Linked DNA regions of Homo sapiens: region 2 is linked to region 1. A link is an interaction called in ENCODE POLR2A ChIA-PET data of the cell type or tissue named here. Cell type or tissue: Caco-2. All regions are shown on one strand. Each heading gives the region's core, and the rest is flanking DNA. Links, peaks and the distances in the headings are about the cores only. Region 1 has its middle 9.0 kb from the start of PHYH. Region 2 overlaps OPTN (optineurin).

Region 1 (4,397 bases), core at 72-4,071:
TTTATTTTGTACTTTATTTCTACTATTATTACATTGTAATATGTAATGAAACAACTGCAACCCACCATAATGTAGAATCAGTGGGAGCCCTGAGCTTGTTTTCCTGCCACTAGACGATCCCATCTGGGGGTGATGGGAGACAGTGATGGATTATCAGGCATTAGATTCTCATAAGGAGCAGACAACCTAGATCCCTCACATGCAGTTCACAACAGTTCCCGCTCCTGTGAGAATCCAGTGCCACTGCTGATCTGACAGGAGGCAGAGGTCAGGTGGGAATGCTTGCTCACCCCATCCTGTGTGGCTCGGTTCCTAACAGGGTACAGACTGGTAAGGGTCCCCGGCATGGGAGTTGGGGACCCCTGCTCTGTAGTATTTCTCTCTGAGTCACCAGCTTCCAGAGTCTCATTATTTTACCCTTTCACTTGAGTCCCAGTTTTCAGTGGGTTGGGCACTGCCTTGCTGCAATCTCTTGAAATCTGTCGGGGCCACCTATACTGTGACTGCCTTCCGTTGACACCCTCAGAGGATGCAGGTCTAAGGTGACAGCATCACAAAATGGACTTGCGGATCTCTCAGTCATTGCTGGAGAATCATTGACAAGTAAACTTTCATTTGGTTGAGGCATTAACAGTTCAGGGTTTACTTATTACTACAGCATAGCTTAACCTACCCTAAGATAGAAATCGACAGGCAATTCACAAATACACAAATGACCAATGTAGAGCTCAAAACTTGTTCAATCTTACTAGACAGGCAAATTTAAACAATATGAAGTCTTTTTATTTTTTGCCTACCTAATTGGCAAGAATTTAAAAAGGGTAAGGTGGCCGGGCACGGTGGCTCACACCTATAATCCTAACACTTTGGAAGGCCGAGGTGGGTGGATCACCTGAGGTCGGGAGTTGGAGAGCAGTCTGACCAACATGGAGAAACCCCGTCTCTACTAAAAATACAAAATTAGCAGGGCGTGGTGGTGCATGCTTCTTTCTAATCCCAGCTACTCAGGAGGCTGAGGCAGGAGAATCGCTTGAACCCGGGAGGCGGAGGTTGCAGTGAGCCGATATCGTGCCATTGCACTCCAGCCTGGGCAACAAGAGCAAAACTCCATCTCAAAAAAATTAAAAAAAAAAAAGGGGATAAGGCCCAGGTTTTGTCAATGCTCAATGCTCATTGATAACAGCATTTTGAGACTTGTTTGGCAATATTGAAATGTTTAATAGCCTTTGACTAGCAACTCTATGTCAATAATTTATCCTAAGGAAATATCCATGGGACTACCCAACACTGAAAATCAGCACATTCATCAAATTATTTACAATTGTAAGCAAAAAAGAAAGAAAGGAAAAGAAAACATAAACTTACATATAGTAATAGGACATTGGTTCAATGAATATAGGAAAATCCACAGGCTAGAATGCTATGAAGTCATCAAAAATCAGGTCTTAGGCTGGGCACAGTGACTCACAACTGTAATACCAGCACTTTGGGATGCTGAGGCGGGCGGATCACCTGAGGTCAGGAGTTCGAGACCAGCCTGGCCAACATGGCAAAACTCCGTCTCTACTAATAATAAAAAAATTAGCCAGGCGTAGTGGCGCACACCTGTAATCCCAGCTACTCAGGAGGCTGAGGCACAAGAATCGCTTGAACCCCAGAGGCAGAGGTTGCAGTGAGCTCAGACAGTGCCATTGCCCTCCAACCTGGGTGACAGAATGAAACTGTGTCTCAAAAAAAAAAAAAAAAAAAAAACAGGTCTTATGGCATTTAAAATACGGAAATATTCACAATGTAATAATGAGTTTTGAAAAACAACTCTATATGCAGTATGATTCCAATTTATGTATTTATGTATGTAAGTAAGTGTGTTTTTATTGAGACAGTCTCATTCTGTCACCCAGGCTGGAGTGCAGTGGCATGATCATGGCTTACTGCAGCTTTGACCTTCCAGGCTCAAGAGATCTTCCCACCTCAGCTTCCTGAGTGGCTATGACTACAGGCACACCACCGCGCCTGGGCTAATTAAAAAAAAATTATTGTAGAGATGGGGGTCTCACTTTGTTTCCCAGGCTAGTCTTGAAATCCTGGGCTCAAGTGATCGTCCCACTCTGGCCTCCCAAAGTGTTGGGATTACAGGTGTGAGCCACCACACCCAGCAGTCTTTTTTGGTGTTGTTTTTTTGTTTTGTTTTGAGACAGGGTCTCACTCTATCACCCAGGCTGGAGTGCAGTGATGCAATCTCGGCTCACTGCAACGTCTGCCTTCCAGGCTCAAGCCATTCTCCTGCCTCAGCCTCCAGAGTAACTGGGACTACAGGTGCACGCCATATGTCCGGCTAATTTTTTTGTTTCTTGGTTTTTTTTTTTTTTTTTTTTTGAGACGGAGTCTCGCTCTGTCACCCGGGGGGAGTGCAGTGGCGCAATCTCGGCTCACTGCAAGCTCCACCTCCTGGGTTCACGCCATTCTCCTGCCTCAGCCTCCCGAGTAGCTGGGACTACAGGCGCCCACCACCACGCCCGGCTGATTTTTTGTATTTTTAGTAGAGACGGGGTTTCACCGTGTTAGCCAGGATGGTCTCGATCTCCTGACTTCAAGTGATCCACCCACCTCGGCCTCCCAAAGTGCTGGGATTACAGGCTTGAGCCACCAGCCCACACCCATCAGTTTTTTAAATGTTTCTTTTTGAGACTCTGTTTCAAAAAAAAAAAAAAAATTATCTGTAATTCTACCTCAAAAGTCACGTTTTTGGAGACTATGTATTCATGGTAAAATGTCTATGCTGTAATCTAAGGTGAAAAAAAGATGCGGCGTCACCTGGAGTTTAAGAAGCTGCACGCAAGTATTGAATTCCTGACAATGGCCAAGAACAAATTTAGAGGGCAGAAGTCCAGGAACGTATTTCGCATAGCTAGCCAAAAAAGCTTTAAGGCTAAAAACAGAGTAAAACCAATTACCGCTAATCTTAAGAAGATACACATTATGAATGATGAAAAAGTCAGCAGAGTAAACAAAGCTTTTGGAAGTGTACAAGAGGAACTTCCACATTTCTCAAAAGGCCTTTCTCTTGATCTTCTGCAGAAAGAGCTGATTCCTCAGCAGCGTCATCAGAGCAAACCAGTTAATGTTGATGAAGCTACAAAACTAATGGCTCAGCTGTAACACACTGGTGATGCACCTAATTCTCCACAAAGACCAATAAATTAAGTGTTTTCTACCAAAAACAGATGCAATGCAGTCTATTCAGTGTATTCAGTGTGATACCAACTTTGAAAAAATATATACGTATGTATGTATGTACCTGTATAAAATGTATATTTTTCAACTAAATGTGAATGGGAAAAAATATAGTGAATTGTAACAGTGGTTTTCTTGTGAAGAGCAGCCACATGAGTTAATTTTAGAGGTTTTTTTTCCCTGTATTTTTTCTTTTTTCTTTCTTTCTTTCTTTCTTTTTTTTTTTTTTTTTTTGAGATGGAGTTTTGCTCTTGTTGCCCAGGCTGGAGTGCAGTGGCGCTATCTCGGCTCACTGCAACCTCCACCTTCTGGGTCCAAGCAATTCTCCTGCCTCAGCCTCCCAAGTAGCTGGGATTACAGGCATGCACCACCACACCCGGCTAATTTTGTATTTTTAGTAGAGATGGGGTTTCTCCACGTTGGTCAGGCTGGTCTTGAACTCCTGACCTCAGGTGATCCACCCGCCTCGGCCTCCCAAAGTGCTGAGATTACAGGCGTAAGCCACTGCTCCTGGCCTAAATTAAGTGTTTTATACAAAAAAAGATGCAATGTAGTGTATTCAGTGTGATATTAACTTTGAAAAAATATATACATATATATGTATATACCTGTATAAAATGTATGTATTTCAACTAAATGTGAATGGGAAAAATAGAATGAATTTTAACAACGGTTTTCTTGCAAAGAGCAGCCACATGGGTGAATTTTAGGGGTTTTTTCCCTATATTTTTTCAAATATTCTACAATATATGTGTATTATTATTGATCACAAAACATTGGGTCATTTAAATATATATGTAATATATAATGTAAACTAATATGATTTTTAAAAAATTTTTTGAGACAAGGTCTCACTCTGTTGCCCAGGTGGGAGTGCAGTGGTGTGATCATGGCACACTGTAGCCTCTGATTCCCGGGCTCAAGTGATCCTCCCGCCTCAGCCTCCTGAGTACCTGGGACTACAGGCACACCACGATCATGTCCAGCTAGTTTTTTAGCTTTTTTTCATAGAGATGGGGTCTTGCTGTGTTTCCCAAGATGGTCTCAAACTCTTGGCTTCCCAAAGTGCTGGGATTACAGGCCTGAGCCACCATGGCTGGCCAAATTAATATGATCACATAGCCATACAAAGTGGGGGCCAGCAGTGGGGAAGGTCAGTTCAC
Region 2 (4,381 bases), core at 1-4,000, 200 kb after region 1:
CTACCACCTATGGAAACGGGGAGAAGGGAGCTCACCACCAAGCCTTAGTGCAAAGGGATGGCATTTCTTGCAGGCCCAGGATGAATGGGGCACACAGGGGCCAGCCCTGCTCACCTTTCAGCTGGTGGTTCTCGGTCAGGAGCTCTTTCATCTGCTGCAGCAGCTCCTCCGGGGTAAACGTGTCCAGGTTTGGGTGGGCCAGGTGGGGGGGTCCATTTCCTGTGCTTTCACTGGGGCTGTCCTCCTTTTCAGTGAGGCAGCTGAGAGGTTGATGGGACATTGCAGAAGTTCCTGTGGAAAAGTCACCTGTTGAAAATAGAGCTGTCCCCCGCCCCACAAGGGGTCCCCGGGAGTCCCACAAACCCATTGGCGATTGCTAATACTTACTCCAAAAGTTGCCCACTTTCTCTCCAGTTACATTTTGGACATTTTTGATTCTTCCTTTTAAACAAAAAAGGTATATGTAGCTTCAGAAAAGTGTGTGTGTGTGTGCACGCGCATGTGTGCATGTGTGTGTGTGCGTGTGTGTGTATGGGTGTATAAAAGGGTACAATGAGGGCCGGGCGTGGTGGCTCACGCCTGTAATCCCAGCACTTTGGGAGGCCGAGGCGGACAGATCATGAGGTCAGGAGATTGAGACCATCCTGGCTAACACAGTGAAACCCCGTCTCTACTAAAAATACAAAAAATTAGCCGGGCTTGGTGTTGGGCGCTTGTAGTCCCAGCTACTCGGGAGGCTGAGGCAGGAGAATGGCGTGAACCCGGGAGGCAGAGCTTGCAGTGAGCCAAGATCGCGCCACTGCACTCCAGCCTGGGCAACAGAGCGAGACTCCGTCTCAAACCAAAAAAAAAAAAAAAGGGTACAATAAGGATTTGGGAAATGGGGGAGGGAGACGAGGGTATGACATCATGATGATCAGGATATATGTAGACATGGGCAAGGTATCATGAAAAAAATTTCCCATGCAAATCTTCAAATTCAAATCTCCTTATTTCAAGTAAATTGCATGGTAAGTGAATTCTATCTCAAAAAAGCTGTTTTAAAACCTATATTTAGTTTATTGTGTTTTTGGTTAAGAAGAAAGGGAGAATTAACATTCTTTGAATGCTTACTATGTGCGGACTCAGCACACCAGGCCTGTCACTGACTAATCTTCATTAATGCTGAACCAGGCAGCTGTTTCAAAGGTGAGGAAGTTGGGTTTACAGAGGCGTACGGCTCATCCAAGGCCAGGAAGTGGCACCACCAGCTATCAAAGCCACACCTTGTAAAACAACAAAGTTATATTACTGAGTACTTAGGCTTTAATAGTCTATTTTTCAATGCATACTGAAAAGACTAAGATATCTTTAGGTATTGCATGGTCTGAAATTTTTTTACACATATCATTTTGTTTTGTAGAGGCATCCATGTGGACATAGAAATGCAAGACCAATGAGTAAATCCCCACTCTGCTTCTGTGTTACCAACCACCCAGGCAAACATGTTTCAGCACAAATTTCCACCTTCACACTTGGTGAAAATGATGTATTTTCTTCAAGAGCTGATGGGGATAGATTATAAAGCAATACATAGCAAAGGCAACTCCTCCCCGCTGACGCTGTGTACACATGGCCCACACACGCATTCTACAAAGGTCAAGAATGGCCAAAGTCCAGAGACATGCCTGAAAAAGCATATTATTTACTTCCAGGATGTTTACTGTTAGAAGATTGTTTTTGAGCCGGGCGCGGTGGCTCACGCCTCTAATCCCAGCACTTTGGGAGGCTGAGGCGGGCAGATTACGAGGTCAGGAGATCGAGACCATCCTGGCTAACACGGTGAAACCCTGTCTCTAATAAAAAAAATACAAAAAATTAGCCAAGCATGGTGGCAGGTGCCTGTAGTCCCAGCTACTCCGGAGGCTGCGGCAGGAGAATGGCGTGAACCCAGGAGGCAGAGCTTGCAGTGAGCCGAGATCGTGCCACTGCACTCCAGCATGGGCGACAGAGTCTCAAAAAAAAAAAAAAAAAAAGACTGTTTTGGTTTTTTGAGAGTCTCTCTCTGTTGCCCAGGCTGGAGTGCAGTGGAGCGATCTCGGCTCACTGCAACCTCCACCTCCTGGGTTCAAGTGATTCTCCTGACTCAGCCTCCCAAGTAGCTGGGACTATAGGCGTCAGCCACCATGCCTGGCCAATTTTTGTATTTTTAGTAGAGACGGGGTTTCATCATGTTAGCCAGGCCGGTCTCGAACTCCTGACTTCAGGTGATCTGCTGGCCTCGGCCTCCAAAAGTGCTGGGATTACAGGCATAAGCCACTGCTCCTGGACCTTAGAAAATAATTTAAAATCCATCTATCCAATAAATAGGTATTAAGCACCAATGTACACTATACAACTGTGATCAGGCAGAAAGCCACGCATGCACAAAAGGGGTGAGGAGAGAACTTGGAAGCGAGCATCCCATTTCTAACGGGGGAAAGGCACTGGTCTCAATGAGATCCATCAGCCACTCATGACTATGGAGCCTGTGTGAACCCTGAGTTGTGAAGAATCCATTACACATGATATCAGTCCCTGGAAGATAGAGATAAGAGCACTGCCTGTTTCTGACATGTAACTGTGTCATGATATCTATGTGTGCATTTAATAGCCATCAATTAAAATAAAACAAAATGCACCACTGTGGTGTTGCGTCCTTGGCCACAGGAGGCAATACCTTGGGCTTTCTGTAGATCTTCTGGAAGCAATACCTGGTAACCTCCTTTTGGTGTGAGGAACTTGTAGGTAATCAGAGACAGAGCTACCTACCACACCCTGTGACAGTACAGCCTGTGCCACTTCTTCCTACAAGAGCTAGTACCAAGAGGGGCATTCTCATGTAGTCATGTAATGAGGGTGATGGCAATCTTACGAAGCAGAAAACACTGATAAACCATAGGATTCATTTTTGAACTTTTTGTATCTATGTGTCACACACCCAAATTCACTTAGAAAACAGGTATAATGCAGAAGTGTTCCATAGCTTAGCATTAGGTGACTAGAACAGACTGCTCTTCTTCTCACAAAAATAATCTGAATAGACCATCAGTTTCTAATTTTCTGTAAAATTCATTTTTTTGTACCCAGAATCATCTCATTAAAATAGGGTTTTACTGAGTAACAGTGTTCCTACCTAATTTGCAGAGGAATACTAAAATTCTAGGTAATAGACCTAAAAGAGAAAATCCTTGTCATCTGTATCATTTACTTGCCAACAGTTAATTTTTCTTAGGTATTCAGTGATTATACTATATTTTGCAAAGGCCATGAAAATATTCAACAGATTTTTTTAAAGAAAGGATCTAAGCAGATTTTTAGAAGTGTGTTTGGTTTCATCTTATTATATGCACAAATTTCTCCTTTTTTTCTGAAAATGAAAGGAAGGGGAGGGGAGAAGAGAGGGAAGAAAAGAGAGAGACGTTTCTTTGAAAACTGTTAAGATTTTTTTCCTCAATGAACTTTTTTTTTTTTTTCAGACAGAGTCTCACTTTGTCGCCCAGGCTGGAGTACAGTGGCACAATCTCAGTTCACTGCAACCTCTGCCTTTCAGATTCAAGTGATTCTCCTGCCTCAACCTCCCAAGTAGCTGGGATCACAGGCATGTGCTACCACACCCGGCTAATTTTTGTATTTTTAGTAGAGACAGGGTTTTGCCAAGTTGGCCAGTCTGGTCTTGAACTCGTGACCTCAGGTGATCCACCCATCTCAGCCTCCCAAAGTGCTGGAATTACAGGCTTGAGCCACGGTGCCGGGCCCCTCCATGACCTTTTATGCCTCCACCAAGCCTACAGATACCACCATAATAAAGTTAAAACTGGTTCTAGTTGTTACATCAGTGTTTCTGACTTCTCACATTGCCCGGATTTTATAAGCATACGAGGAAAAAAGTGGGGTCGTGCTAAGGGAGGCCACAGAAAAAAACATTTGTACCATTAGCCAGATGTGTGGCCTTGGGAAGTCACATGACCTCTAGTGGTATTTATTGACTCATCCAGCAAATGATAATCCTTATGAACTCTGTGAAAAATATTCTTTAGTTTCTAGAAAGACCACAATCTAAACCCCACCCTTCAATGCATATACACCAAGTATCACGGGCAGGCCAGTCACTCTCATGAATAGCTATAACTGTCCTAATGACAGCAAATTCTGTGATATTGTGTATTGTTAGAAAAAATATTTTGTAATTCAAATGTCATCAAACATAAGAAGTTAGCATAAACGGTAAATATAAGCATGTAAATACTTAATACCAAAATTTTACTAAAAGTAATTTAATTGATGCCGGGTGCAGTGGCTTATGCCTGTAATCCCAGCACTTTGGGAAGCCAAGGTGGGCAGATCATTTGAGGCCAGGAGT

The links. ChIA-PET counts read pairs that join two places held together with the same protein. Peaks named below come from ENCODE experiments on the same cell type or tissue, not always from the same donor. Only the 100,000 strongest peaks of a DNase experiment are listed, where the experiment ranks them.
Region 2: POLR2A ChIA-PET joins it to region 1 with 6 read pairs; 12 of 35 experiments call an interaction of 5 or more read pairs at or near these places.

The regions. Positions count from the first base shown.
Region 1 is chr10:13,306,907-13,311,303 of GRCh38, reverse strand. It overlaps the pseudogene RBISP1. Among named protein-coding and RNA genes, the nearest start is that of PHYH, 9.0 kb to the right of the region's middle. In Caco-2, for the core only: no CTCF peak of the experiment used is centred there; no DNase peak of the experiment used is centred there.
Region 2 is chr10:13,105,022-13,109,402 of GRCh38, reverse strand. OPTN (optineurin) reads right to left here. Exons shown (of 15, transcript NM_001008212.2): 2 at 1,114-1,265; 3 at 115-291. The coding sequence starts at 280. Among named protein-coding and RNA genes, the nearest start is that of OPTN, 7.0 kb to the right of the region's middle. In Caco-2, for the core only: no CTCF peak of the experiment used is centred there; DNase peaks (open chromatin) are centred at 1,192 and 1,642.